Regions from separate parts of the Homo sapiens genome. Here regions 1 and 3 are each linked to region 2. A link is a loop called in an ENCODE intact Hi-C map of the cell type or tissue named here. Cell type or tissue: PC-3. All regions are shown on one strand. Links, peaks and the distances in the headings refer to the core of each region. The heading gives the core; the rest is flanking DNA.

Region 1 (10,591 bases), core at 2,602-7,601, 230 kb before region 2:
GCCAGGCCAGTGATGATGAGGTCCATCTTCCTGCCACACCGAAAGCTCATCTGCAGTCGGAGAGGCCATCTAGACCCCAGAGGTTGGGAAGAAGATGAGAAAATCTTGGTACCTGATGCCATTCCCACTCTTCCTCCTTATGTATTCATCAGGACGGACCAGGCTTGTGTTAAGGTGTACCCGGGATTTGTTTTAATCAGGAATGGCAAGACTCACAGGCACAGAGGTGATTGTCATGAGGAAGAAGTCTGTGCTCACAGAACCCTAGAAACAGGAGGCATGGCATGCCACGTAGGGCCACATGGGGAAGGACCATCTCTCTGGGGCTTTTGGGGAAGTTGGAAACAGGTGCTCTTTTTCCTTCCCGTTGATCATTAAACATTGAGTCCCTCGTCTCTAGGGAGGGGACTTCTTATTTACCCCTGGGTTGGGAAATAAATCATGACAGCAGCAATCAGACAACAGCAGAGAAGTGTGTGATCTGAACATCTGTGGGATGCCGTGATCCCTGGAGGAGCCCTTCACACTGATCCCATGAATGGCCCTCAACACATGCACGAGCAAGGAGCAAGCGTTCCGACAAGTGCTCTCGCAGTACTCCAAGGAAGAGGCTGAAATTTGACTCAGCAAAGCCCAGAGGGAAAAGGGAAAGTGGTTTATGAGTGTCCTCAGGAGCTATCACATCCTAGACACTAGGCACTTTCATCTAAATGACTCTGATGACCCCAGTGTTGTCAGTGCTCCTCAGTCAGTGGATCAGACTTGCCCTTGGCATGAGGAGGATAGTCAGTCACTCCTGGTCCCCTTCAGAGGGACCTTTTGAGAAAAAAATATAGCCAATTACTTATGTAACCCCAGGCACTCTGTCCTGAATCCTGGGCATTCCACCACCGTGGAGAAATAGGTTAGTCCCAGACACATGACACCAGCCTATGAGGCAGCTCCGGGACTCAGCTGCTCGAACGAGCGTCGCAATTTCAAGTTGGGAATTAACGGCAACACCTGACAACACAACACAATGCAGTAGCCATCAAGCAGGAAGCCCGAGCACTCCACTCTCAGCTGTACCTTGCCAAGCAGTGGCTGCTGTCTGTCGGGAGCAGGTAGCAAGTCAAGATCAGTCTAAGGACATTCCATGTCCATCTGGCATCAAACCACCCTGCTACCTATGCCAGTTGTTCTCAGGATTTGTTTTAATCAGGAATGGTAAGACATAAGGCACACAGACGTGGAAATGATTATCATGAAGGAAGAAGTTTGTGCTCATAGAGCTCTAGAAGCAGGAGGTGTGGCACACGGGGCCACATGGTTCGGAAGGATAAGTGTTGGTCAGGAGGCAGGGAGAGGGGAGAGCATGGCCCCAAGCCTTTATTGGGGTTTTCATAGGAAGGAATGGTTAAGACAAGGTACATATGCTGGCTAAGTTTAGGGTTGGATAGTTTGAATAATTTGGATGGGTTCAGGGCCATAGGGATGGTCCCGAGTTGTCTGACCCTAGGGTGACTTAGGGCAGAGAGAATATTGGCTTGGTGTGTGAGAGTTTGGTTTTAAAAAGAAGAAGATGGTTGGGAGTGTGGGCTCCAGATTAGCTGGTTTGTACATCAAAGGCACGCTCCCAGGAGAATTGTTTGCCACCCCGCCCCCGACCCGTGTGTCTCTCTCTCTCTCTCTCTCTCTCTCTAGGAATTTGCTAGCCCTGAATGGGGTGACCTCTTTGGATCAAGGACCCAAATGTTAGCGCATGAAGAATACAGAAAATAAGAACATATACTCAATACAAGGTTATGCTGCAGTAACAAACAATCCCAAGGTTGTAGTGGCTTTTTACACAACTAAAGTTTCTTTGCCAATGCTGCACATTCACTGCAGGTTGGAGGAGGAGGGCGGGTAGTCTGCTCACTGTAATCACTAAGGGCCCAGGATGATGGAAGCTTCATCTCAACACATGCCTCCACAATCACCAAGGCAGGGAAAGGGACTATGGCAAATTGCACCTGTGATCTTAAAGCTCCTGCCCAGAAGTAACAGTCAAATCATATGGGCACACCTAACCATGAAAGGGCAGAGAAGCTGAATCCTACCATGTGCCAGGATGGAAGAGAAGTGGGATATTTGTGATTAGTTCTGATGACTACTGACACCTGTCATTGGAACCAAAAGATTCCTCTTTTGCTTAAGCAAAAGGAAGAAGAATTGTTCAAAAGAATTGTGGCCAGGTGCAGTGGCTTGCGCCTGCAATCCTAGCACTTTGGGAGGCCAAGGCGGGCAGATCACTTGAGGCCAAGCGTTTGAGACTGGCCTGGGCAAGATGGTGAAACTCTGTCGCTACATAAAATACAAATATCAGCTGGGCATGCTGGTGTATGCCTGTAGTCCCAGCTATTCAGGAGGCTGAGGTGGGAGGACTTCTTGAGCTTGACTGAGGTGGCAGTGAGCTGAGATCGCACCACTGCTCTCCAGCCTAGGTGACAGAGTGAGACTCTGTCTCAAAATAAAAATAAAAAAGAATTGTAATAATACATGCCCCAACACCCCATTTCAGCTTTTTTTCTCATGATATAATGATAAATCTCCTCACCTGTGTGGCACATGAGAGAACTTGAAACATTTTCTTAGATATCATCTTACCTCTTCACACAAACCTTCTGAGGTTATTGGAGCATCCATTCACAAGTATTTGTGCATTTTACTGAGGACAAGTCAGCTCAGAGTAGTCTGGGGCTGAGCTGGAACTTGTGTCTGGGGCTTTCAACTCAAAAGCCAGTGTTTTCTCCATTCCTGCCTCAATCTGGGGAAGAGAAAACTCATGATTCTTTGCAGATCGCCTAAATTTCCCCTTAATTTGGCAACTTTTGGCTCACTCCGTCATCAGTCCTGCCTTACCATCTCCATCTGGATCATGGTCATTTTCCTTTGCCTCCCTTTTCTGGTGATTTTTAGGTCCAAAGACAAATTGGCACGAGGACCAGACATTTGGGTTCTTCCCACACAAGCCAATTCTCTGAACACACACAGTGGGCACCATGTCCAATAGTCATTAGTCAAGCTCTGTGGTCTGGTATTTACAAATTTCCAGGAAACGAGTCCAGCGTGGTGCGAGAGGCTCTCCGTTACTTTGTTCAGTAAGCTGAGATGTTATCAGAAGTGACAATTTTTAAAAAAATTATTATTTGTTTTAATATTTTAATCTGGAAGCCATTGGCTACCTGGCATTTTGAAAGTTTTCCAGTGGTTGAACATTTACAAGAACAATTGTGAACCTGTGCCTGTTGGCTTCCAAATACTGATCGTTCCTAAACATTCTCTTACCAGCATAATGTTGACCTTTGCACAACTTCCTTCTTTCTTTGGTGCTCACATTTCTGTGATTTAATCGTCCTTTTTACAAGTACTTTAAGAAAGAAAAAATAAAAAAGATTTTCTAGTAGTATTCCCTGGTTGGTGTCAGAGGACCCTAAACTCTAAGGAGAGGGAATGGTTCTTTATTTGGGGAAGTGTCAAGAGCTCTTGAAGGTTAGTCTGAGAGGCTGAGTTTCTATTAGCCTCAGGTCCTTGGGAAAGTCTCTAATGGGCTTTTAGGTCTCATCTGTAAGTAGAGATGATAACTACTTAAGTAATGCATCTCATAAATTTACAGTAAACTGCATAGACCCACAGGCTGAAGAATGGAACTTTCTTGGCTATTGTTATCAATGTTGAACTAGCCATATGACCTAACACACATACCACACAGTAAAATACAATACTGTCCCAACAAACTGAATGATAAAGGATTTGAGAGATGCTCTGGGATATCAGAGGGCATGGGGTCATTGTTATACACATGCTGGATCCCCAGCTCAGGGGATGGCCTCTGCTTAGAATTTCAGGAACTCTGATAAAGCTCTTACTCAAGATATTTTTGCTTATTTGCTTATTAAACATCAGGGAGCAAGAGTCACTGTATTAGGATATTGATTTGGCTGCTTTAACAAAAACCCAGTTTCCATGGATTAAAGAATTTAGAAGTTTCTCTCTATGTAAAAGTCTGAGCTGGTAGGGGCTTTGAGTGGGTAGGATCGTTCTGCTCTGGTTTATAGACTCAGAATCCTTCCATCTTGTTTCACCAGCCACCAAGTATTGCCCTCATTGCTGTGAGCAAAGCCTGTGCCCCATCACCCTCCAAGTCTATATCCCAGCCATGGGAAAGAGGGAAGGGGAAGAGGATGAGGAGGAGGAGGGTATACCCCAGAAGTTGCCACGTTATTTTCACTCATATCCCACTGGCCTCAATCACATGATCTATACTTAGCTGCAAGATAGGTTGGGAAATACAGTCTCTGCTGGGTGGTCTTGTGTGTAGCTAACACATTGGGGTGGGGGAGGGCAGGAGAATGAGCTAGTGGGTTTCTGTATTTTACTGAAATAGAGCAGATAGTGAGAGACAATTCACAGGTACGGTCATAAACACCCACTCAGCTGACTACAGCTCAGTGTGGCTTAATTTATCAGTTGCTTTCCTGGAAGCAGCTTTTCTGCAGGAAGAGAAAAGAACAGAAAGGAACTATGCAGTGGTGGGGAGGAGCAGGTGGTGATGTGGGTGCTTCTTGAGGACAGAGACCATGTCTCATTCACTCGGTATCCATGATATCTTCCACTGTGACTGGCGCACAGTAGATTGCCCCATAAATGTCCCTTTGCATCCCACTTCTTCCACAAACTCACAGGATTTGACCTGTGTAGTAAACCATGCCTGAATTAGATTGAATGCAATAGAATGGCAGACTGACAGAATTCACGCTCACTTGAATTGCTCGTCCTAAATCGACCTCAGCTGGGCCCTAATTCACCAACTAGGTGATTTCATCATTCTCCAGCTTGCTTTCATTCTCCAGCATTGATTTCTGGCCTTTATTGGTTTTGAGTCTGTGAGCGTGGGAGATTTGTTCATAGCAGTCTCCCAGCCACACTATTTGGCTTGGGTAGGAAGAGGTAGGGATTGGGAACTCTGGATGAGGGTAGGAAGGAGCTGCTGCTGAGGTGGTAAGTGGAGGGGCAGACGTGGATCTTCTGAGCTCCTGCCACTGTAGAGTTCAGGGACCAGCACTTCCAAGGGGTCAGCAAAGTCTCCAACTGCTGGAGGAGGGCAGGAAAGAGGCACTAGCCCTGGGCCTGAGCAGAGGTGGCAGCATGGTCACCAGGGCTTTGCCCCGCCATGCCCTCTCTCTGGAATGCCTTCCCTTAATCCTGGCCTAATTCCTATTCATCCTTCTGGATTCAGGAGCAGCACCTAACAGGGGCCCAGGAAGTCAAATTAACTGGCCTGTCTTCCCCACCTGCGTTTTCTCCATCATTCCTCAGCACACTGCATTTTAATGGTCTGTGTCTGTGCCTTCCCCCACACACTGTTCACCTTTCTGTTCCCCACACCTGAGCGCACAGATAATGGGCAGCTTCTGTGGGTACCGAGAGTTTCCTGGCACCAGCTGAACTGGAAGTGTATCCCTGGGGCTACTTCTATAAAAGACATTATTGGTCAAGGGGCCATACCCTGTTTGGTGACCCAAGGTTCTCATGCGCAAAAGCCAAACCTCACCTGGGCGCAGCTGGAGCTTGCCCAAGATGCCCAGCAGATGGCGCAGTCGTCCTCCTTATCTTCCCACCCTGGCCTAAAATCGGAACAAAGACCAGGGAAGCTGAGGGAAGGTGGGGTAGTGGGCAGGCCTCTCCTAGAACCCCGCAAGGGGAGACGCTTCCTGCAAAAGAAAACCTCAGGCCCAGACCCTTCACCTAACAGAACTCTCCTGCTCAGGCCCTGGGCAACATAGGCAGAGAAGGCAGAAGACAGAGCAGGCAGCGCAGGCCCACCCAGGGCACCCATTCAACCCTGCTCCCCAGACCCAGCTGCAGAAGCCCCCAGGGTCTCCTCGGTGCTTCTGAAATGCCACCATTAGGGCCCATTAGATACAACTCTTCCAGATCAGGTTTTGCTCATGGCAACCATGCAAGTCCCACAGTCAGTCCACAGTGGAACTTTCTACACCTGGACAGGTGGTGGAGCCAGGATTCAAATTTAGGTCTGCTTAGAGCTAAGTCTCAGTTTCTCATCTCTAAAAGGGAGAGATGGAAAGTACTTTTTCCTGGCAATGCAGCTTGGAGGGGATTCATTGTACATGAAGGTGTCTGAGAAATAAAAGATGCCCAGTGTTGGTTTAACTTCAAATATGTACACAGGTGCCTCCACTGGGGTGAGCCCTTCCACACATCAGAGGACTCATCAGTTCTTTTCTGAGAGTAGGTTTGATGTGATGGGGTTGGGGATGGGGGGACATGGCAAGGAGTCCTTGTCACCTCTCATCTGGACGAGTCCAAAGGCCTCCAAACTGGTTCCCTGCCTCCCATCGTGCCATCCCTCTCACCCCGCCTCCCATCCTTCCTCCTCATTGCTGCAGGTGTCTTGCAAATGGAAATCTGATGTCACTCTCCTGCCTAAAATACTCAGAATAAAGCCCAAACTCAGAAAAATATTATTCAGTGTCCTTTACAACCTGATTTCTGACGACATTTTAGTCTCATGAAATAAAATTAAGAAATGGACTTAAATCAGAATCAGCAGTGCCAGGGCCAGGGGCTGGAATGGGTCCTGGGTGATGATTCGGGTCAGCTCTGGGCCTCAAGGCCAGAAGCAGTGACAGGATGAGGAAGAAGGGAATGAGAGGGCTTGGTAGCCCGCATTGTCCAATTCTCGATCTGCGTTTTCTCAAGGGCAGGGCCTGGGACAGTGCCTGTAGTTACAGATACTCAGTCAGGATTTGTTGAATGCATGTAGGAATGAATGAACAAATGAATGAAAAAAATGGCTATCCTGACTGGGACTAGGGTTGACTGAGTGGTCACTCAGTCAGTGCCACCAGCCACTGCCTTTTGCTAACCTCAGAGGCTGGAAGGGGCACTGCTGGAGGACAGTGAGGCTAAGGAGAAGAGAGCTCGTCTCAGCTGCACCATCTGGGACCCAGCTCTAGGGGTCTGGGTAACAGTGACATCAAGAGCAGAAATCCTAGAGCCTGCTATGCCCACAGCCTCTGAATGCTTGTCCCAAACCTCCCAAGAAAATCACCCGGGCTGCAGAGCCCCAGGGAACCCCCGTGGTCATCCAGGGTGCATGGGCATGACTGCTGACCATCTGTTTCCCAGGATGGATTTCTCCCTGGCACAGATGGTGAATCCAGACTCCTCTCTCCCATGTCAAACAGCCAGCTGTGGAAGACACTGCATTGCTGCAGTCTCTGCCTGGTCTCTCTCGTGACCCCATTTTCCACATCATTCGCCTCCACTCCTCTCCACATGTTGGTTTCATTTCAACCTTACCCAAAAAGAACTCCTCCCTCTGGTTGGTCTGTTGAGCCATCTCACAAAATGAAATTCATAGCGTCTGAAGCAGTGGGAAACTCTTCTCTTTGCTTGTTTAGCAGAGACATGGGTATCCCTTCATCCCCCTTCACAACCTTAGCCCATCCTCATCATGATCTCTCACCTGGAATACTGGATTAGCCTCCAAAGGGCACCCTGCACTGGCCTTGTCCTCCCCAAGTCCAGCCTTCCCAGTGCTTTCCAGAAAGTAAACTTGATCTGGTTTTACTCGCTAAACCTGGTCCCACCTTCCCGGGCTTCTCCATCTTAGTAAACAACAGCTCCAACCAGAGACGTGGGAAACATCACTGCCTCCTTCTCTGCCTGCTGCTATACCCACCTTCCTCCCATTTAATCCATTAGCAAGACTTGCTGGTTCTCTCTCCAAAATATACTCACATTGGTCCATTTCTCTCCATCTCTGCACCACCTTGGTTAATGACTCTGTCATTTCTCACCTATGGTAGCCTCTAAGCATGATGACATCTGACACCCTCTGCCTCCTGAGCTCATAACACTTTCCTCAGCACTCCATTCACACCAACCTTCCTTCAGTTCCAAGAGTCCTCCAAAGTCTTTCCAGCCGCAATGCCTGTGCACTCACTGCATCCCCCACCCACCCCTCGCCCTGCTCCAAACTGTAACACTCTTTCCCCTGCTCTTGAAAAGACTGGGTTCTTCCCATTTTTTTAATACTTATCTAAAAGATCACTATCTTAGAGAAAGTTTCTCAAGCTATGCTCTCTAAAGAGGATTCCTTCTTTTATTCTGAATCACAGCATCCTGTTCATTTCTTGCCCCCCACCACTCCACGCCATGGAAAGTCTTATTAATTCAGTGAACTGATGTGCATTCTCATTTATTTACCATGGTCGTTGTCTGTCTCCCCACTGGAGACATGAAGATGAGCAACTTGTCTATCTTGTTCGATGTTATATCCCCATAGCCTGGCACGGAGTACCTGCTCAATAAATATTTGCTAACTGAATGTAATAAATGAATGGAAGATGCATCATGGCACTGTCCTGCTTTTCTCTGTCAATGGCTTCCCATTGTCCCCAGTATGCTGTCAAAACTCCAAACTCCATAGGGCTCCATTAGAGTTTCTTCACGACCTTACCTCAGCTCACCTTTCCAATGTCTTCATTAGGTTTATGGGGAATCAATCTGGAAAGGTTCAAGTCATAATGGGTTCCATGGTGCAGACGAGAGCACTGGCCTGGCAGTGAGAAAAAGGGACATTGAACAAATGATCTTTATGATTCCAGGCAGTGCTTCCATTGTGCAGTCTGAGGTTTGTTTGAGTGTGTGGTTAGTTTGTTTGTTTGTTTGCTGTTTGTTTTTTAAACCATAGCTGGGATGAAACTCTCAATCAAGAAGCCAAGGGAGAAATTTGAGAAGAGAAGCAACAGCTCTTGCTGTCTTGGATGGCTGGGAAGGGATATGCAGAGATCAGGAATCCCTAGTGCTGACTCGGGCCAGGCAGCGTCAGGAGTCTCAAGAAAACAAACCCTGGAGATTGGCAGGTCCAAGAGCAGGGCGGGGGGCCACACCGGTCTCGTTCACCTTCTATCCCCAGTGCTTAGTCTTTGGCACATGGTAGGTCCTTGGTGAAAGGTTGGGGGGAAGCACATGCCACGGGGACCGGAAACCCCGTCCCACTCATGTCACTGCTGAGTGTCATCGAGATCACAAGAAAGCCCCCCAGGCCATGGTCCCTCTCAATGAGAAGCATCTATGGATGGCAGGGGCAGGGCTATTTGCCCCACTCGTCTGCCCTCCTCAGACCTCAACTGAGCCTTCAGCCGCCCCCAGTGTACATGTCCTACTGGCCCAGCCTCAGTTTTGCTCCCTCCACTGCTAAACATATCTGACAGATCAAACATATTTGCTGGCTCTTTGCAATGGCTCTGTGTCTAGATAGGGTTTCTTTTCTTTTCTTTTTCTTTTTTTTTTCTTTCTTTCTTTTCTTTTCTTTTCTTTTTTTTTTTTTTTTTTTTTTTTTGAGGCAGGGTCTCGCTCTGTTGCCCAGGCTGGAGTATGGTGTAATCTGGGTTCACTGCAGACTCAACCACCTGGGCTCAAGCAGTCCTCCCACCTCAGCCTGCCAAGTATCACACACCACAACAGCCCACCTGATTAAAAAAAAAAAAAAGTACAGATGCAGTCTTGCTTTGTTGCCCAGGCTGGTTGCAAACTCCTGGGCTCAAGCAACCCTCCTGCCTCAGCCTCCTAAAGTGCTGGGATTATAGGCGTGAGCCACTGTGCTCAGCCCCTGGTTTCTTGCTCTAATCCTCCCAAGCCCAGCAGCACCAGGCAGCTGCCAGGATTGAAGAAGGCACCTCCGAGTCTCTAAGTCAGCTTCCTCAGAGAGTGTTCCCTCGATTCCTAGGTGTGCGGCTCTGGGTATAGACCTCCGGGCTCAGCCCTGACCACAGATATAAATTGAGCCTCTGCAGCAGGGATGGGGTAGGAGGAGCTGAGGGTATCTAGGGGCTTTTTCATGAACCACAGTCCTTCCAAGCAGCACAAGCTTCTCCACAGCAAACCCCAAAAGCTGTGTGCACTTCTGATTAATCCACTGAGATGAGTCCGCTGAGAGGGCAAAGTATCTCCACGTTCACACTGGGCACCAGAAGTTGTCACACAAAGCATCTGGCGGGCATGCACACTAGGTCTTTGAATCCTCATATCCCTCAGCGGTGGTTTTATTATCTCCACTTCCTCAGATCAGGAAACAGAGCCTTGGAGATGAGAAATAATTTGCTGGAGGTCACAGCTAGGTCTGGCCCCACGTCCAGTGGTTTTCAGTTTCTGGACAAATTCAGGGCTGGGAAGTTACAGTGTGGAAAAGGATCATCCTCAGAAGATAAAAGTGTCAAAATCGACGAGATGGCCCCCCAGGAGTGCCAGTGATCTAAAGCTGGGAGCTCCAGGAACAAGGAGAAGGATGGCTGCCCCAGATGGACCGAGACCGGTCAGAGACAAAGGAGGCTGGGTAGATGTCTGGGAGCCTTGTGACATTAGGAGCAGCTGGAAATAGAGGAGGGAAAGAAAGAAGGAGGCTCAGGAGGTGGTAACATCAAAAGGCTATCTCATGGCAGGGGGGATGCATGTTATTCCAGGTGGCAGGGCAAGGTTGGTGTGGGGAGGACAGTGGGGAGGGATAGCTGGCTGGCTTTGTAGGGTTATTCTCTGGCTC
Region 2 (10,591 bases), core at 2,181-7,180:
CACAACACTGTTAAGTATCAGAAGCCTTATTACCCCCATTTTGGAGAGGAGGAAATTGAGGCACCAGGAGGTTAAAGAATTCTCTTTAAACCTCCCAAAGGCTAAAGTTTAGAACATTCTGGTAAGTTTCCCACGATCACACAGCCCCCTAAGGGGGAAGAAGGGCTCTGATTTTGACACAAATCGGCCTTCTCAAGGGCTCACACCCTCACTCCTAGGCTGAAAGGGAATATATAAGAAATTTTAGGCCGGGCGCGGTGGCTCACGCCTGTAATCCCAGCACTTTGGGAGGCCGAGGCGGGCGGGTCACGAGGTCAGGAGATCCAGACCATCCTGGCTAACACGGTGAAACCCCGTCTCTACTAAAAATACAAAAAAGTAGCCGGGCGTAGTGGCGGGCGCCTGTAGTCCCAGCTACTCGGGAGACTGAGGCGAGAGAATGGCGTGAACCCGGGAGGCGGAGCTTACAGTGAGCCGAGATCACGCCACTGCATTCCAGCCTGGGTGACAGAGGCAAGACTCCGTCTAAAAAAAAAAAAAAAAGAAAGAAATTTTAAATGAAAGTAGAATTTGTTTTAGAAAAGGGACTTTTTCTCCTTCCCTCTACTGTCTAAACTTTCTAATGTTCTGTTTTCACGATTTAAAGACAAAAAAAGAAGGGCTACAGAGAGAGGTTAATGTATGTTTGGGGCGCATGGTTTTTTAATTATGTTTTGCTCAAAGGACTAAATAAATGCCACTCAAACCTCCACCACACTTGGGGGTTAAGGGTAGGAAGTCAGGGGAAAAAAATAATGGAGAATAGCCAAGAATGAGCCTGTTCCAAACCAAACCAAGCAGCTCCAGGCAGCTGCCGGCAACATCTTTTTTAAAAACATTTGCTCTCCACCATGTCTTCCAGTTTGAGCATGAATTCTAAAATCATGAGACTGGAGTGACAGGACACAGAATGCCATAGAATGCACTAATATCACACAGCTGCTATTGACAAAGCTGGGCATACAATTTAGGAATCAACTCCTTAATCCTGCGTTCTTTCAGAAACTGATCATGTGCCAAACATTCCCAGGTCAGCTAACGATAATCCGTATGTGCCGAAGTTGAAATATACACCATATCTCAAAAATGGTAACTTGGCACACTTGTACAGTGTTTAATAAATCCTCAAAACCAGACAGATGACAGAGCTCACCCATACTATGTCATTTGCTCAGATTACTAATGTTATAGCTCTAGTAATTCTGAGGCCATGTTAGAAACAGAGAAAAGCTAAAATAGACATAATAATACTTTTAAAAAATAATTCTGCAGGCCGGGCTTGGTGGCTCACATCTGTAATCTGTAATCCCAGCACGTTGGAAGGCGGAGGTAGATGGATTATTGAGCTCAGGGGTTCAAGAGCAACCTGGGCAACGTGGTGAAACTCTGTTTCTACAAAAAATAAAAATACATTAGCCAGGCGTGACGGCGCACTCCTGTGGTCCCAGCTACTAGGGGGATCAAAGTGGGAGGATCACTTGAGTCCAGGAGGTCGAGGCTGCAGTGAGCTGTGATCATGCCATTGCATTCCAGCCTGGGCTGGAAAACAATAAACAAACAAACAATTCTGCAAAAATAAAAATTCAGTGTGTATAGTGATCAATTCAGAAAGATCATATGCAACAAGCAGTATGAAATATTCTCCCCAAATAACACACCCCCAATTTTCCCATCCCAAAAACTTCTCTGAAGGGCAGGAGCAGGCACTGGGGATATGGGACCCCTTGGATGGGCGAAGGACCAGTTTCAGAGGGGGCAGCTTGCTCCAGAGGTGTGTGAACTCCAAAGCCAGTGCCCGTTCCCATGCGTCAACAGACTCGGCCCCAAATTCTGGTCAGAAATATGTTAAAAATTCAAATGACTGACTGGGCACAGTGGCTCATGCCTGTAATCCCAGCACTTTGGGAGGCTGAGGTGGGCGGATCATGAGGTCAGTAGTTTGAGACCAGCCTGGCCAACATGGTAAAACCCCGTCTCTAATAAAAATACAAAAATTAGTTGGGCACGGTGGTGGGTGCCTGTACTCCAGCTACTCAGAAGGCTGAGGCAGGAGAATCGCTTGAACCCGGGAGGTGGGGGTTGCAGTGAGCCGGGATCACACCACTGCACTCCAGCCCCGGGTGACAGAGCAAGACTCCGTTTCAGGGAAAAAAAAAAGTTCAAATGATTAACCTGTCTTCAGCTATTTCCTCAGCTGGCTTCCAGGGAGACAGCAGGCTCAGAGCCAGGACACATAGTTCTCCTGTCAGACAGGCCACGTGGCCTGGTGCCCAAAGCACATGAAAGAGCCAGGAACCATCGTCCAGTCATGTGGTCTCAAGGCAATCCCCTGTGAGACAACCCTGTGCCCACCACTTGTCAGTCATGCTTCCTACCTACCAGGGCACCCAGGAGGACAACCACACAGGGCACCATGGCCAAGCTCACTCTGCAGAGACAAACTGAAGAGGAAGAGAAATACACCTCTGCAGGGCAGGGAGCAGGATCATTTGACACCACGGACCCCTCTCAACTCACATCCCCGGTGCCTCTTTTCTCGTAGATGATCATCAACCCAAATCTCATGCATGTTTCGGCGTCATGAAACAGGTAAAGGGCAGAAAAGGAGGTGGGGTGGGAAGGATCACAAAACCATTTGATCCTGGTGGTGCCCATTAGAAGATGATGTCCCCAGCAAAGCTCAAGCCATATCTATCGGCAGAGAAAAGGGGATGGGAAAGCACGTTACTATGTATTCAGTCCCAACTCCATGCTGAATACTTGGCAGGATGCTATGCCTCATTTAATCATCAAGAAAATTCCACGGTGCTCTGTAAGATGGTCACCAGCATGGACTCTGGTGTCAGGCAGCCCTGGGTTCCCAAGTCCAATGTGCCACTTGCTGGTTTTAAGATGCTGCAGCCACATAACCTCTGGGATGCTCAGTTGGCTCGTACATAAAGCGAAGGCAAGGATGGGACTCCAGGGTAGGGATTAGTAGAGCCTGATGGTAAAACCTTCTGCTCTCTCAAAGCGTTGGCTCCACCACCACCAAGATCCCTGTGTCTACACAGAGCATGTGACTCTGAGATGGAGATACAGCAAAGAAGCAGGACTGCTGGCAAGAGGCACAAAACCACCAGCTTGCAGCAAGCAGAGTGTGCAGGGTCTAAGCCTGCTCAGGACCTGCTCCCCTCTGCCCCAGGATGGCTGCCACCCCACCCCAGCAAAGGGCCAGGCCACTCACGGCACTCCTTCTCATCACTCTTGTCGAAGCAGTCAGGCAGCCCGTCACACTGCCAGGCGCCCGGGATGCACCGTCCATTGCTGCACATGAAGTTGCCTGGTATGTTGCACTCATTGGTGAAGTTGTTCCCGGGGAGCAGCTGGCTCTCTGTCAGAGAGAGGGGACAGGTCAGACGGCACAGCAACAGCAGGGACCTCAGCGCCCCTCAACTGAAAGGTGTGTGGTTTGGTATAGGTGAGACTTCTGGTAGATGACTCAACCTCTCTGACCTTCAGTTTCCTCATCTGTGAAATGGACTAATAATCTGCCCCAGTCCACCTCCAGAGATTCTGAGAGGACTAAATGGAGAAATACAGGGAACAAACATACTTGAATGTCAGGCACAAAATGGGTGTTCACTGACTTTTTTTCTTTCTCCATCAAAGACTGGTTGTAAAATCCAAATGTTCTTTTCTGGCCATCAGCAGTGGTTAAAAATTAAAATTCTAGACAGGAGTGAGCACTGGACTCCCAATGTCTCCAACATTAGGAACTGCAAGATCTTTCCAGGCCTCACACTCTGTAGCCCTTACAATCACAGAATCCTTGAAGTTGGGCCAAGTTGGAAGGAATACCGGGAGATCATTTCACTCTAGGAAACAGGAGCCCAGACCTATAAAACCAACCTGCCTGAGGTGGCACAGGTAGAAAAGGCCACATTGAATCTTGAACTTGGGATTTGTAACCTCCAGCAGGGTCCCAAGGTCATGGAATTGCCTTTCAAGAGTTACTGGAAGCTGAGAACCAAGCTGCAAGTTCAGATTCAACTCCACTGAACATGGTCATAAAGTGCCAAAGCCCCCAACCCGAACAGCCAACCCTCAGGCTAGAAAGCAAAGAGAGAACACCAGTGCTGTGGCGGTGGAGGTGGGCAGGGTGCTGAGTTCATCTACCAGTAGACCCTGGGGGGAGATTTTCAAGGGAGCCAGGATCTGATCGATCTGACCAGTCTGATCCATTGTGATCAATGGCTGAGAGATAAGGAGCCATGTGAGTAAAAGAGTTTTGGGGAAAAGCAGGAAAAAAAAAAAAAAAGACCAGTCCTTCAGCACACCACAACTCCAGAGCTCCCTCCTGAGTCATTCCATAAGCATTTACTGGACATTTATGACCAGATACTTGTGCTATGTTCTAAAGATGCAGAGATAAAGGCTAGGGCTTATTATACCTTTAGGCTGGAAAGGCACACACAGCAAAATAAGAACAGGGATGTCTAGACCCGCCTCGGGGTAGCAGAAGAGAAGGTCCCTGATTCTCTTTCATAAACCTTGCCAAAGAGAAGCATCTCTAGATTTCCAGATCCCTAACATCATATCCTCCTACAGGCCACTATCCTTTATGCGTGCTGTTCTTTTTACCAGGGATGCCCTTCGGCCTGCTGGGTCTCCCAGTAAATCCATACACACCCTTCAGCAAACAAATATGTCGCCTTTCCTCTGACGTGTCCCCTGGCTTTTCCAAACACAGATGAGCACTAATTCTGTAGTCTGGTGATAGTACCACTGGGGTGATACTAAAAATATTTTATAACTAGAACAAGCGGGCAACAACCAATTGCAATGGACACCGTCACAGGCAAGCAACACCCCACCGGCCTTGTTGCATGGAATTTCCCTTGTAGACCATCTGCTGCATTATACAGAATTAATAACGCACATGCACGTTTCATTACTGAAAATGAGCTTTCATCGCTCACTGGAGAACTCCAGGAGAGAAACTACAATGAGGGGCTCTACCCTGCCCAACTGCCCACATCAGAATCCTAGAAATCTCCCTTGTCCCCTCCTCAATCTATCAACCCCTATATGTGGCCAGTCCCCGACTCTCCATTGCCACAGTTGCGACTCCAGCCAAAGCAGCCACCCTTTCTTACAGGGATTGCTGCACAGCACAACTTCCCAACTTGGCCTCCCTGCCTGCCAGCTTGCCCCTCTCCAACCCACTCTCCCCTCTGTGGCCAGAAGGATCTGTCTAAACACCAAATGAATCATTTCTTAACTTTAAAAGGTCATTGAATGGCTCCCTGGTGTCCTTAAGATAAAGTCAAAATTCAAATAAATCAAAAAAGATTCCGAGAAAGAGGGTAGCATCTACAGTGGATGTTGATAGACACACAGAGATAAAAAGTAAGCACCCTTCAGGTCTAGAGAACAGTGTCAGCAAAGACTCTGTGCAGGAAGACGTAGCCCAGAGCATGGAACAACATGGAATTCAAAAATCATGCAGCTCTGATTGTTAGGAAATGCAAAGGTATTATGCTACTATTTCTCCTATTCTGCTGCAATTTCTCCTATTGTAGTGCAAAGTCAGCCATCCCTAATTAATCATGATGCTCTGTTCCACCGAGCCAAGAATCAATATGAGACTCCCTCTCAAGACCGGACTCCAGAAAGCCACCAACAACCCTGAGAAGAACATGAAACCAATTCACCATCTCCAGGCAAGGGCTTGAGGGGGACCCTAGAAGGGCAGCCAGGTACTGGATACTAGCCAGACAACAAATGCTCAACCCAGAAAACCCCCACATTCCAGCTGTTTGCTAACAACTGCTCTGTTGTTAGAGAACTGCTCTGTAGCAGAGAACTCTTCAGGGGCCTGGAATGTAAGGGTCATTCTGCTTTGTTTGGAAATACTTACACTTGCATTTGTAGAGTTAGCTCCTCCAAGGCAAGCCCCCCTGGAAACGTCACTGCAACTGTGAAATCTTGTTCTGATAAACAGATTTTTGGAGCGGGAAAATTGGCCAGATTAGATTCCAAAGTACTTGCTCTGAGAGTCAATAAGGCTGGCGGCACATGGACTTGACAAATGGATGGGTGGATGCAGAGACTAAATACCATGTCTGTTACACACAGGTGGTCCTGCCAGCCATGGGGCTCAAAGTGCTTTCTCAGCAGGACCAGGGATCCTGGGGCCTGGTGAACAATAACAGAGAGGCACATGCTTTTTGCTCTTCTGAGCAACCGCATTAGGCATGCAGCTGGTGCACAGCCGTGTGCTTTAGGGAAGTGACATCATCAAACTCAAAGCATGAGGAGGGCCGGTAACGGTAGCTCACACCTGTAATCACAGCACTTTGGGAGGCCGAGGCGGGTGGATCACTTGAGGTCAGGAGTTTGAGACCAGCCTACCAACATGGTGAAACCCCTTCTCTACTAAAAATACAAAATTAGCCGGGTGTGGTGGTGCACACCTGTAATCCCAGCTACTTGGGAGTCTGAGGCAGGAGAATCGCTTGAACCCGGGAGGCAGAGGTTGCAGTGAGCCGAGATCACGCCACTGCACTCCAGCCTGGGCAACAAGAGCAAAACTCTGTCTAAAAAAAAAAAGGCATGAGGAGAAACTAAGGCAAAGGCAGGTTAAATCTTATTGATTCTGTCTTCAAAAACCTGCCTCAAACCCATCCAATTTGCATCACTCAACTGGCACCACCCAATCCAAGCCGCCATTATCTCTTGCCCTTTTCAACCATGGGTTTTCAACAGGGATCAATTTTGCCCCCCTGGGAACATATGGCACTGTCTGGAGACATTTTGGGTTGTCATGATGGGGAGATGGGGGTGCTATTGGCGTCTAATGGGCAGAGTCCAGAGATGTTGCTATACCTCCTGCAATACACAAGACAGCCCCCACAATGAAGAGTCATCCCGCTGAAAATGTCAATAGTGCTGAGGTTGACAAACCTTAGTTTCTTAATTAAAAAACCTTTGGACTTCTCACTTCTCACTCCTTCCAGGTCCTTCTCTTCACACAGAGTGAGATTTTAAAATGCACTGATGGGTTCTCCGTGTCCTCAGAATAAATCTAAAACTCTGGCCATAGTTTACAAAGCCCAGCATGGTCCAGTTGCTGCCTGCTTCTAGATATTCATTTCGAACCATCTCCTGCAACACATCTCAGTGCCCCCTGCTGTGAGGCCTCCAGATGTGCTGTTTGCTGACCCCGGACATTCTTCCACCTACCTTTCATCTGTGTAACAGGCTCAATTGTGTCCCCCCAAAATTTACATGTTGAAGTCCTAAACCCTAGAACCTCCGAATGTGACTGTATTTGGAGATGAGGATCTTTAAAGAGGTAATGAAGTTAAAACAATGGCATTAGGGTGGGCCCTAATTCCATATGACTGATGTCCCTCTAAGAAGACATCAGGAAAGAGACCATGTAAGAGGGAAGACCATGTGAGGACACAGGGAAAAGACGACCACTCATTAGCCAAGAAAGAGGGGCCTCAGAGGACGCTAATCCTGCACCTCCATCTCAGACTTCTAGCCTCCAGCACTGTGGGAAAACAAACTTCTGTCATTTCAGCCACCCAGTCTGTGGACTTTGCTATGTTAGGTTGGTGCAGAAGTAACTGCATAATGCACAAGGCAATTACTTCTGCACCAACCTCACAGCAGCCCGAGCAAACTAATACACTTGGCTAACCTCATTCATCCAGACCTCAGCTTACATCACTTCTTCAGGTCCCTTCATGGACACTCAATCTAAAGCTGGTCCCCGTTTTTCACGCTGGTAGTGTCCTGTTTTCCTTTAACCCAGCTTTTGCTTACTGGTGTGTCTGTACTGTCTCTCCATCTAGACTGAACACTCCGTGAAGGCAGAGAGGCACTGTTTTGTTCAACTGTGTTCAGTGGGCACCTGACCACTCTGTAGGTCTCCAGTAAATACTTATAACCACTCTAAGAAGAAAGCCAAGTGTTCAGGCACTAATTTATTTCCTCCCTTTCCCCCATACTCTTCCCTAGAAAGTTCCACCTGCCCCTTGCCTCATCCCCCTAGAATGTGAGTGGAATCTGTACATACATAGTTAAAATAAGGGACATGGGGGTGTCTGGATTTGTACAAGTAAATTACTACCCAGTCTGCTTTAAAAGAGGTTAGAAATCTTTTCAGGCCGACAGCAGGACTTTCTAGTGGCTGAAATATTTATCCCATCTTAGTGCCTTGGGACACATTTAGAATCCAAAAAAGACAAGCATTAGCACGAAGTTGGCTAGCTGGGGTTTCTCCTCCTCCCTTCTCTTTTTTTCATTAAGCTGAAAAATGAAAAAGAGTTGCCCATTTTCACTGCAGCACATCACTTACTTAAAATAACTACACCATCTGCACCAAGAATGAAAAAAAAAAAATTACAAGTCCCATTCTATTGGACAAAGGCAAACAGCCTGCTGCAGAAGCTTCTTCCAAAACTGCTGGCTCCCACAAATTTATATTTGACAAGGGGGCCCAAACTGGGGCAACTACAAAAACTCAGACAGCTGCTGCATTCCACTCAAATTACTCCAGAACATGCAGTTAGTGATGTTGACTTTTCCAGCTGAGAAATGGGAATTCCATCCTACCAGCTGGAGTCCTCCTGGCTCTCTCCTCTCCTACTGCTGTTCTTCCTGCCCTAGGGGGACCCCTTGTCATGATGCAATCTAGAACTGACATCTGGAAACCATGACAGCCCTGCTTTCCAACTTCTGCCCAGTGGCCTTCATTTTTATCCTCTGCTTCCTGACAATCTGGATCTGAAGGCTCAATGAACAGCAAAAGCAAGACAGACACCCATACATAGGTACAGACACACATACGGCTTAGCATTTGGTTTTGCAGATCTCAAACGGATCTTGTCTAGAACCTCCCCAGAGAATTAACCACCTCTTTCCACTGCCCAGTGCCAACAAACATAGTGTCATGAGGCCACTGAAGGCCACTGTCTGTTTTCCGTGACTGTCTTCTTCAAACGTACACACACACACACACACACACACACACACACACACACACTCCATGCACAGGCACAGGCCAGTGAGTGAGCGGCTCTGCAGTGATCTGTTTACAAACATCCCCAGAAAGTCCCTGAAGACCTCCTCGACTCTAGGTTGCTCCACACAGTAGCATCAGTGACAGAAGGAACCAGAGACATCTGTCCTGTGCACTTCCCATTCGGTTCCCATCAAACTGCTTCCTGCTGGAGCCTGACTATGAGGAGCACTCTAGCTGTCACCAAGAAGAGTCACACAAGGCTGTCTGAGTTTGGGGCGAAGATGGGCCTTCTGGGTCTAAGCCCCTGAGCACAGCCAGATCTCTAGCTCTGTCTAGACTCTTCAGGCAACCCTGCCCTGTGAGCTCATTCCAGTAGCCCCAGCCTCCATTTACCCATCTGTTCAAGGAAGACAGCCCAGGGAAATTGGTGAGAAGGTATAACATGACCCCTGGGTTCAGCCCAGGACCATTGGCTATTGATATCCACAGATTTCATATTTACACTGCCTATGACCCTAAAAGAAGATGGTGTGCAATTCTGCAGCAGGAACAACTGATGGATGGAGCCAGTCACCGGGATAGTGAGTGGGCCTAGCTGCCTACTGTGCCATGAGGTGTCTGCACTTTGTATAGCTATATGGTTGTTTCTCCTACAAGGGTAAAGCAGCATGAGTCACAAAATGATAAAGGCTTCGTTCCTTTCTTACAAAGCGAGTTAGTAAAGAAAGCCAATGGCTGTTATTAATGGGGCAAGCAAAGAGGTCTAGGTAAAGGACAGTTTTTCACCAGGAAATAGTTTTATGAATTATTTTCGTGCTGTATTTATAGCCTCATTAAGGGCCTGATAGCTGCTACTTACATTTTTTTAGTTATGCTTCAGTGCATTTCATGAGGAAAATTATGTTGCAGCAGTGTTAATCTAGTGGGGGTTTGCAGAGCCATCGGGATACGGCCTTTGTGAGATCCAAAGTCCACAGTTTGGGGGTCTGACAGCAACTCTGGAAGATGCTGTTTGTCATGATACTGACCTCCAAGATGAGCACTGAGTCCTGGCGCCACCCTTGTCCCATCCCTCCTCCTGCTCCCTTTAACAGCCCTCAAGATAGCAATTATTATGGACTTTTCACTAGGGAAGACCTGACATCTACGGAAACACATACACATGGCAGAAGTGGAACATCAGTTTTTGTTTGTTTGTTTGTTTGTTTGTTTTGAGATGGAGTCTTACTCTGTTGCCAGGCTGGAGTACAGTGACACGATCTCGGCTCACTGCAACCTCCGCCTCCCGGGTTCAAGCGATTCTTCTGTCTCAGCCTCCCAAGTAGCTGGGATTACAGGCATGTACCACCACACCCAGCTAATTTTTTTGTATTTTTAGTAGAGACGGGGTTTCCCCATATTGACCAGGATGGTCTCGATCTCCTGACCCTGTGATCCGCCTGCCTCGGCCTCCCAAAGTGCTTGGATTACAGGCGTGAGCCACTGCGCCCGGCCCTTCAGTTCCTTTTTACTCCTTACAATTGCCCTATGAAA
Region 3 (10,591 bases), core at 2,908-7,907, 81 kb after region 2:
CCTCCCAAAGTGCTAAGATTATAGGTATGAGCCACCACACCTAGCCACATTTTTCTTTTAAGAGGAAAGCCTGAATTATAATGACATATATTAAAAATCTGATAAATCTATATGATAGGTACACTACTGTTTGTTATACTGTTCTCAGATCTTTTACGCTATTCGGAAGATTCAATAATTTAAAGTAATTAAAAATATATTTTAAAGCACCCAAGTTAATCTTATAATCATCTAGGCTTAATAAACATTCAAGTATAGAGAACAAGCATAAATAAACTGCAATACTGTGTGTTAAGTTCTACACGAACAAATACAAGTTACAGGCAGCCATTAAGAAGTCAGAGATTAATTCTCTGATTGGGAGTTGAAGATGGGAGGACACTTTTCTAGAATAGGAGATTCACTAGCCAGGTTTCAGAGGGTGAACAGGAAGCTTTCTCTGATAAACTGTCTGCAAACACAGTCATATCCTTAATTAATAGTGAGACCAGACAGCAAACAAGAGCACACAATCCATACGGCTGCGCTGAGCTGTGGGAAAAGTTGCGAGCTGGGAGACGGCGTTCCTTCTCCATCAGGCTGACCAGAATCATGTGCTAAAAAAGCCAGCAAGAAACAGGGATCACTATGGTACCGACACCATCTTGATTTGTATCAGTTCACCCGTGTGGCAAGGCCTGGGAGCCTGGAGGCCCAATGCTGCTGGGAGGGGCAGGGGATGGAGGGTCCAGTGACCACAGAGCCTTCTTGCAAAGTTTCCAGGAGGGTCTGCAATCTAGACGAGAGCAGCGCACGTCTGCACACGTGAATCAAGGTCTGGGGTGGTTGTCACCTTGTACTCATGTAGTATGGTTTTCAGTCTTTTTTCCACCCCCTAGGTAACACTCTCCCATCGATCTCAATGAGGGAGAGGAAGAGTGGCTTCCTCTTCCCCAACCCTTGAATATCACTGCTGTAAAATGTAGGGGGTAGTTAATTGATGGGAAAAGGTGGACTGAAGAAATTGGAAGAAAAGAAGATCCAAGGCTGGGCAACAACAGGCTTTGGAACAAAATGCAATAGTAACACCAATGATCAGACCAGGCACCCAGGAGTCCTGAGAGAGCCTACAGGAAAAGGAGGGCCCTCAAGAATTGACCTACACCAAAGGTCAATTCTTCGAGGTGACTGACATCAGATCTCTAGCTTTTAGTGAGTGGGGACTACTACGGCCAGATTGGACTGAACAGAAGAAAATAAAGAAATGAAGTGCTGGGCACCAAGCACCATGGGGCAATTTGTACCTCACACACATACACACTACAAATTTGAATCATCTGTTTCGTAAGAATTTTCTTTCCGTGGAAGAATTATTCTACAGTAACACTGTCCATTAGAACTTTCCTCAATGACAGAAATGCTCTGTGTCTGTGCTATCCAATCCCATCAGCCACATGGGACTATTGAGCATCTGAAATAGGCTGGGTGTGACTGAGAAACTGAATTTTTACATTGTATTTAAACTTAACTAATTTAAATTTCAGTAGCCCCAGGTGGCTAGTGGCCACCTTACTGGAGAACACAGGTCAGTGACATCCTTCTTAATGTCTGCATAGTATTTTAGTATACTGGCACGATAACTCTCCCCTACTAGTGAGCATTTTGTTAGTCTCCAGTGTTTCACCACTATAAATGATACTGCCACAAACACAGGTATCCTCATTGCCAAACTTTTGTACACATTGCAAACTATTTCACTGAGTTAAAGTGCTAGAAGTGGAATTGTGGAGTCAACGGGTAATTTCTGTTTTTAGGGATTTCCTACATATTAGAATCACCCACTTAAAATAACACAGATGTGTACGGCATTGTATTTTTTTCTTTTCTTTTCTTTTTTTTTTTTTTTTTTTTGAGATAAGGTCTCACTCTGTCACCCAGGCTGGAGCGCAATGGCACGATCTCAGCTCCATGCAACCTCCGTCTCCTGGGTTCAAGCGATTCTTCTGTCTCAGCCTCCTACCTGAGACTATAGATGCACACCACTGTGCCCGGCTAATTTTTGTATTTTTAGTAGTGACGAGGTTTCGCCATGTTGCCCAGGCTGCCCAGCCCAAACTCCTGAGCTCAGGTGATCCACCTGCCTCAGCCTCCCAAAGTGCTGGGATAACAGGCATGAGCCACCGCACCCAGCTCATTTTACTTTTTACTAGCTGTTTTTACATCCTACACGATTCCAACTGGATTCTCATGACCATCATGTAAAAGCAGAGGGGCCAGGTAATGTCATCTCCTACATATAGACAAGGATATAAGCTGTGAGGCAGCATGTTGCTGGCTTGGGTGGGTCAGATGATTTTTACAGCCAACATCAAAGAATACACCCAGCATTCTGTGATGGGAGACTTCTTGTACTCGTAGATTAGTGTAACATGGGAAAACGTCTATGCTATATTCAGAAGTGAAAAAAGCAGGACATGAAATTATATTCCACGTATGATCAAAACTATCTAAAATCAATATAAATAAATAAACCAATGTGTTAAAAATCTTTAGGTGGTAGACTGTATGTTATGTGTTTCTACCTTTTGTCCAAGTTTTTATAATAAACCTATTACTAATCAATAACATTTAGTGAGCAATTATAAATAAAGTGTGGCCAGGTGCAGTGTCTCACGCCTGTAATCCCAGCACTTTGGGTAATCCCAGCACTTTGGGAGGCCGAGACAGGCGGATCACGAGGTCAGGAGATCGAGATCATCCTGGCTAACGTGGTGAAACCCCATCTCTACTGAAAATACAAAAAATTAGCCGGGCGTAGTGGCGGGCGCCTGTAGTCCCAGCTACTCAGGAGGCTGAGGCAGGAGAATGGTGTGAACCCGGGAGGCAGAGCTTGCAGTGAGCCGAGATTGCACCACTGCACCCAGCCTGGGAAACAGAGCAAGACTCCGTCTCAAAAAAAATAAATAAAATAAATAAAAATAAAGTTAAGTGTTTTGCATGCATTATCTTATTTAAAATATTTCTACATGGTAAGGACCATTATTATACCTATTAACAGACGAAGATGTGATGGATTTAAAAAGTTTAAGAAACCTAGCCAAGGTCAAGGCAAGGAACTGGAATCTGAACCCAGACTGACTCACTCTAAAGCCTGTATTCTTAATCACCACATCAATGCCTCTCAAACTTTAATATGCACATGTATCACTTGGGGATCTTGTTAAAATGCAGATTCTGATTCAGGTGATGCTGATGCTGTTGGTCTGTCAACCACACTAAGAGTAGCAAAGCTCTACACAATCCATATTGTAAAATCTTAAAAGAGAAAATACACTATATTCAACCAGGAAAATGTTTTCTAATAATTATTTTGAATTTTATTTTTAGAGATGGGGGTCTTGCTATGTTGCACAGGCTGGTCTCCACTCCTGGCCTCAAGCGATCCTCCTGTCTCAGCCTCCGGAGTAGCTGGAATTACAGGCATGAGCCACCATACCCAGCTCTGTTATCGAATAATTTAAATAACATGAAAGCTTAATAATATATAACAAAAATACACCTTCTCCTCAGTAACCTTTACATCCTCTTTCCATCCATATGAGAGGCCCGAAGCTGCTCTTGTAAATTCCCACCAGCAGACTCCCCTTGGGCAGCCACTGGTGTCAGACTCACTAAGCCCAACTCAAAGTTAATCAACCTTCTCATCTCATTAGCAGGAAGGATTTTATCCCCATAGCTTCCATGAGTGAGCACTTCTGTAGATCCAGGGAGCAGGTGTGTAGGAAAGGCCCCTGGGGGCTCCCCAAGGAACTGGTCAGTCCCACCCACCATTCCCACTGCACACACCACCCAGTCCTCAGCACCTGATGAGCACTTCCCCATTCCCACAGACTTTACTTAAAACATTAGAACTATGTATTCTCTAAATATTTTAACCTTCCAAAATTTGGCAAGCACCAGCTAATTTTATACTTGAAGAACCTTCAACATCCTTTCATTATGTTCCTAATTCTTCATGTCTTTTTATGTGGGATGATCAGATATTTGTTTTTTAATGAATCTTTTGTCATTTGCAGTAACCCTGTTTATCTATTTTAATGCTTAATGCTATGAAATTACTTATATGATACCATAAAAGTAGTCCTTACATAATGGATTTTATTTCCTTAACTTTTCACTCTATTTATATCTCTTGAATTTTACTACGTGTCCGAAAGTGAGCAGATAGGTGATTTCTTTTAATAAGAGTAACATTTTGCTTTACATTTAGTCTTTAGTTGATGTATTCATATCACCTTCCACTTACCTTTAATGTTATATTTACTGATGTGCTTCCTTCCTGGAATCATTTGCGTGGTTTGACCAGCAAAGTTTTATTTCCTTTTAAACTAGACCAGAAGATAACCAATTGTTCCTTACTATTTCATGTGTTTAATACTGTTTTTTTGTTTTGTTTTGTTTTGAGAGAGAGTCTCATTCTGTTGCCCAGGCTGGAGTGCAGTGGTGCAATCTCAGCTCATTACAACCTCCACCTCCCAGGTTCAAGCGATTCTCGTGCCTCGGCCTCCCGAGTAGCTGGGATTACAGGCATGTGCCACCATGCCCGGCTAATTTTTATATTTTTAGTAGAGATGATGTTTCGCCATGTTGGCCAGGCTGGTCTCGAAGTCCTGGCCTCAAGTTATCTGCCCGCCTCGGCCTCCCAAGGTGTAAGCCAGTGCACCCGGCCTAATACTGTTATTTTATAAAACAGACCTGCTTTAATTTATTTCCTCTTGGTGACCTCTCCTACTTGTTCAGTAAACTATGTAAACTCCCTTCAAATGGAATTAAGATGCATAGCAGTTTTCATTAGCCTGTCAGAAACCCTTTTGATATGTCACATGCTAGTCTCATAATGAATCTAATTTATCACCTGATTTAAAATTGCTATAATACATTGCCCTCTCAAAGGCCTCTTTTTCTTTGTCTTTTTAAGCCAAGGGATATCCTGTAAAGATCTTTCCAAGTCTTTGAAGATCAATGAGACTGTTCTAAACTCCAGCGAAGGAGAAGCAATTTTCACCAAAAGGCAAAGTTAGCTTGGCCAGGTAAATTTCATTCACCATGGCTTAGTCTGACTCTCCCAATTCCGTCTCTTTTTCAAAGTCATAGTCATGTCTTTAGTGATCCCCTTCATTCCTTCTTGTAGGGTAACTTACAGGAAATCCTACTGTGTGCCTGATACTATGCCAAGCACTGAATCAGGTTCTGGAGTATAACAACAAATAAGATAGACATCAAAAACACAATAGACTCCATCCCACCTCATGGAGCTTTAGTCACACAGGAAAAGAGAAGAATTCTTTTTTCTGTTCAGGATTGTTGCCAAGTCACATTTTATGGGTACTTTTAAAAGATGTTGACGTTGCCCTTCAATTCTGGGCAGTGTTCCTTCCGCTGAATATATATACATTCATATTTTGTACCATCTCTGACTGTTCTGGTATGCTTATTATTCAAAAACTGAACCCTATTATATTTTTGACACCTGTTAGCTTTTCTTGTATTGTCATCATTATCATTTACTTGAATAACACAAATGAACTCTGGGTATGCTAAACCTTTATTATGTCACCACTGCCCTTCATAGGATCCACCGATGTTTATTGTTACACTGTAACATTTACAAGATTAGTTCTATCTTTCATTAATACCAAATATTCTTAATGTAAAAGTCATTCTTTCCAACTTTATCTCTTTTACAGTAGTAAGCATCAACTCATTCCAATCCTGCTTCCCCAGGTTCCTGCCAGCTGGGCTCACTTGCTAGTATCATACTTTTTAATCAAGCTTATGCCAATGTTTTTATCAATCTGTTTTTGAAACACCTTATTTAGTTCTGTTCTGGTTTCTCTTAGCATTAACCATTCTTTACAGCTTGAACTCTGATGAAATACCCTATGTTGCTAATCACTCTTCCCCTCCCCAAATTCCCCCAATTTTATTTTTATAATAAAAAAACAAGTTAAATTTAGAACTTTCCAAATCAATCAAGAGGCTTTTTTCAACGGACTGTGGAACTACAAGTGTGACTAGGGCTCATTTTTCAGCCATGTCCAATTAGTTTAACGACGCCTGGAGAACACTGCTCTGATTCAAGGCTAAAGCTGAAGGAAAATGTTCCAGTAATGCCATCAAAGAGGACACACTTCTGACATTCGCTAAGCCAAACTCACTCGGTCTTATAATAATGAGAAGGGATTTTTAATGCAATAAAATTAAACACCCTTTATGCTTTCATTTCTTTATGCCAACAAACACATAAGTGTCCCACTGCCACCTGGAACACTGGCACCTTGGGTATGCAAGTCTTCTAAATCAAGTTATTCATAAATTCCACATCCTTGCAGCACCCGGATGCCCAAGGCCTGTTCCAGAGTAAGCTAAAGGGCCTGCCCTCCCTCCCCGTGGCCGCTCGCCAGGACAGAGACAACATCGTCTGCACACTGCGCTATTTGTCTGTCAAAAATCACAGTTGGATTTGGGCAACAGCGAATTCACCCAATTTATCACCTGTCTCTTGATATCACAATGACTCAACAAAAGGAGAGTCCGGTTCTCAGGTCTCTGGAAAGGCCTTGGGAGTAAGTTTAAAATCCTGGGGTTCACTCTGCTCTGCCTGTAGCTAACACTTTACAGGCCTGTGGCATTACTTTCTCACAAGACATCACTGCCTACTTTCGCACAAGAGCCCCTTAGTTTGAAGCAACAAGATGGGGCCAATTATTTCTAGTTTCTTTCTGGAGCAACATATTAAAATTTCAGCTTCCACAATAAAGAACATCAATCTCTAGTTCAGGAAATGTTCTCTCATACATGGACCATATAAGCTTAAGCTCAGGGTCAGAAAGTAATTCTAAAAATACTTTAATTTCTCTTTTGATACGAGGCATTATCATCAGTACTGTATCTTTGTCTAGAAAATATATTTCCAGACTTTTTGAACAGTGGGCCCTTCTATTTGGCACCCAGCACTATTTGAGGGAAGTGCTGAAAAGAAATTGCTTTTGGTTGGTATTCCAACAAAATATTCCCATAAAGGGGGGAAGAATTATCTCTATCATTAATATATTCAAAGGCAAGTGTCATGGTGCTGAAATAACTTGTTTATTCTTATTTTTGTTTAATAAATTCAGTCTTTGCAAAAGCCAATTTCAACACCTATACTGATACGTTCTCCACATAGGAGAACAGCAGTTTCTATCTGCCAAAGACAGGCCATTTGAGTAGAATCAACTTGAGATGCCCCCCACTCCAATGGCTCTCTAACAAATCATTCTATCCAACACGATAAGCATGAAGTCAATATTGACATCCCTATGCAATGCTGGAATTCTCCAGCACAAGGTAGACGGTGCAATTCTTCTCCCAACACATACAGACTTGGATTTCTATTCTATACCAAAGCAGCAGGGCCAGTGGTTAGGAGACCAAGTCTAAGTCACGCAGACCCACGTGCCAATTCTGAAACTATCTCTTACTGGTCGAAGGTTTAGGAAAGTTACTGAACCTTTTAGTTTCCTCATCTATAAAACGGTAAAGCATACTACCCACCTGAATAAACTACTCTGAAAATGAAATAAGATCCACCAGCAGGGAAAGCATTAAATAAATTATAGTATGTACACACACCAGAAAGCTGTTTTTAAAAGCATGGGTAGGTATATAAGAGCCGAAAGAAAGATGGCCAAGAAGACACTTTTATTTGATGTTGTAACATCTCTGACATCAGGATGTACCTAATGGCCAACTGCATCTTCTAAAAGCACAGGGTGGGCGGAAGCTGTGATTTATTGGTCACTGGCAGTGCCTGGGTAAACTTGGTCACAGCTGTTCCTATTTCGTCACTTCCCTCCAGTTATGTGCATGGCTGGTACTACACAGGTTGAAGTGACCTGCTATTTAGAATGTCCTTCAAAAGATGATGTTAAAATGTGGCATTGAAATGAAAAATTAAACACATTTGTGTATACACAAAGAGGCAGGGAAACAGCATGAATTTGATAATAGTGAAGCAAATATCTCTCACTGCAAGAAATTACCATAATTCCATATTTTCTTGCAAAGCAAGAGCCAGCCCTTTAAGAGAATTAAAAGAGGAAAACACAAATAACTGAAGGTGTATCAGCTGTGCTTCTGAGATAGCAACAAAAGGGGTGTCTGTTCAAGAGCCGAGCAAAGCAAGGGAAGGTGAGGGAAACTGCCAAATTGCTTGGGACTAACTGAAATGTCTAAACAACAGGAGACAGATGTGACGCATTCACATGGCTCAAAATAAAATTGATGAAATATAGTACTTGAGTTAAAAAGCCAGCCAAAAAACTACAAATAGAGACAAGCAGGAGCTCATTAAATTATGTCTCTGTGTGTGTGTACCTGTATATAATTATAAATCCATGTTAAAGCTAAATTGATATATACCAGACAATTCACAGTAGTTACTTAAGGGAGGGGAGAGAAATGGGAAAGGAAGATGAAGGAGGATTTTAATGTTTTATTATTGCCATTACTTCTAATTTGTATGAATTTTGTATCATAAGCACGTACTCAGTCTGTGTATTTTTTTTTAATTTTTTATTTTTTGAGACAGAGTCTCACTATGTCACCCAGGCTGGAGTCAGTGGCACGATCTCGGCTCACTGCAACCTCCACTTCCCAGGTTCAAGTGATTCTCCTGCCTCAGCCTCCCAAGTAGCTGGGATTACAGGTGCGTGCCACCACTCCCGGCTAACGTTTTGCATTTTTAGAAGAGACGGGGTTTCACCATGTTAGCCAGGATGGTCTCGATCTTCTGACTTCGTGATCCGCCCACCTCGGCCCCCCAAAGTGCTGGGATTACAGGCATGAGTCACTGCTCCTGGCCCCCGTGTATTATTTTTGCAGTGTTTGTAATTCAAGAAGTTTATAACAAAATAAGACACGTACAGTGCTTGCCACCCTGCCAGACAGAGTAAACCTTCAATGAATGGGAGCCACTCTCACTCTTCTAGACACCACAAAAGAAAAAGTATCACAGACACTTAATATATGATCCCAGTCCCTCAAGGAGCTTTCAATCTAGCAGGATTTAGAAGGTAAGAAAGGTTTTACATATACAGTATATATATATAACCAGGGTATACACAGACATACACATACACATACACACATACACATATATACTGTGTATGACCATAAGGTAAAGAAGGCTATTGTCCAAAAGCCACAGAAGACATTTCTAGCTCAAACCTCAGAAGCCTAGAGCTAGAAAAGTCACAGAGCACCAATACACGTATACCAGTATTTTATCTTGAAAGCTAAAGAAGCAAACTAGGACATGTGTCATCACCTCTGAAACCTGTTCAAGAATGACACATTGATTAAATATCCCTGAAGACGCAGTACCCATGTTTGCCTGGGCACTGTGACATCTTCACGGCTCTGTGTTCCCATCAAGGTCCAAGATCCATCAGTACAACTCCTGTCTAGAAATGCCTCCGAGATTACACTGGCAGAGAGCCTCTACCCTTCCCAGATAACGAAGAAGGTCAACAATCCCATTTCCATCAGTGGGTCATTTGGGTCTTCAAGGGCAAAGAACAAGTTTTACATGGCTTCGCCTACCCCTGGAAATAGACACAGTGCCTGGGTGTGGCAGAGATGATGGCACAATGACGAACAACCAAATAAAATATTAAGAAATTGCTAACTATCCAAAGACAAAGAAAATGACATTTGCACACTCAGGAAGCTAAAGCTCCTCACTACAGAAGGCTTTTCCAAGAGGGCATGGTTTCAGATAAATGGACCTGAACTGAAACAATGTGCATTTCTCCCCAGGAAGCCATCGTCCTCCTCTGGGTGCCACCTTGCATCCTGTGAATTCATGCCCAAAAGAAGACAGCTGCAGATAAGTTATGTGGCTAGTCTGAAGAGAGGTGGAAGCACAATTCTTAAGGAAGGTTTGGAACAGAGCAAAGCAAAACGACAGCTGGAAGGAAAAGTGTCTTAAAGGAACTGAAGTGTTATAAAGTGACACAGAGCAACAAAGAGACTTTAGAGAAAAAAGTGTACGATGAAAACTTCTAAAAACACACACACACAGCTTGCCGCTAGTAGAGATGATTTTCCCAAGCACCTGCAGAACGAATCAAGTTGTAAGGCCTTTTGATGGCAAGGGAGAAGGAATTATGGGGAGGGAAAGGGGAGCCCAGAAGAACAATACCTACTCTGTGAAGTGGAGGAAGGGGAACTTCCAGGGTTAGGATTTCAACACAAGACTTCCAAGGCAATCTGGCAGCTTGTGCTCCTATAGCCCTCCCTCAGGGCTGCTGAACCTCCCAGGTTTAACATTCAGGGAACCAGGTGGCTTTTGGTGTCAGCTGTCACCTGCCTATCACCTGCTTTCTCTGCATATGTCTCTCCCAAGGAAACCACATATAGAAAATTCCAGAAGTTTTCACTCTGACACAAGAGGAAAGCGAGAGGGAAAGGGTCAGTGCTGACGGCATTCCTGGTTAAGAATGGGTTTTCCCATGGAACTGTGTGGCTACAAAACATAAAGCCAAAGCCCAAAGGCCCTTGGGAGGAG

The links. A loop is a pair of places that touch in the nucleus more often than their neighbours do. Peaks named below come from ENCODE experiments on the same cell type or tissue, not always from the same donor. Only the 100,000 strongest peaks of a DNase experiment are listed, where the experiment ranks them.
Region 1: a loop joins it to region 2, with 6 times the contacts of the local background. A loop is called at or near these places in 49 of 110 quality-filtered maps.
Region 3: a loop joins it to region 2, with 4 times the contacts of the local background. A loop is called at or near these places in 7 of 110 quality-filtered maps.

What each region holds. Positions count from the first base shown.
Region 1 is chr11:36,261,228-36,271,818 of GRCh38, reverse strand. No RefSeq gene overlaps it. Among named protein-coding and RNA genes, the nearest start is that of COMMD9, 23 kb to the left of the region's middle. In PC-3, for the core only: CTCF peaks have their summits at 5,406 and 5,605 (motif pointing right); a DNase peak (open chromatin) is centred at 5,618.
Region 2 is chr11:36,028,924-36,039,514 of GRCh38, reverse strand. LDLRAD3 (low density lipoprotein receptor class A domain containing 3) reads right to left here. Exons shown (of 6, transcript NM_174902.4): 2 at 3,266-3,412. Among named protein-coding and RNA genes, the nearest start is that of MIR3973, 24 kb to the right of the region's middle. RefSeq lists enhancers at 337-844, 6,102-6,396. In PC-3, for the core only: no CTCF peak of the experiment used is centred there; a DNase peak (open chromatin) is centred at 4,424; H3K4me3 peaks cover 1,066 bases; H3K27ac peaks cover 2,770 bases.
Region 3 is chr11:35,949,095-35,959,685 of GRCh38, reverse strand. All of the region lies in intron 1 of LDLRAD3 (low density lipoprotein receptor class A domain containing 3), which reads right to left. Among named protein-coding and RNA genes, the nearest start is that of LDLRAD3, 10 kb to the right of the region's middle. In PC-3, for the core only: no CTCF peak of the experiment used is centred there; a DNase peak (open chromatin) is centred at 5,305; H3K27ac peaks cover 2,038 bases.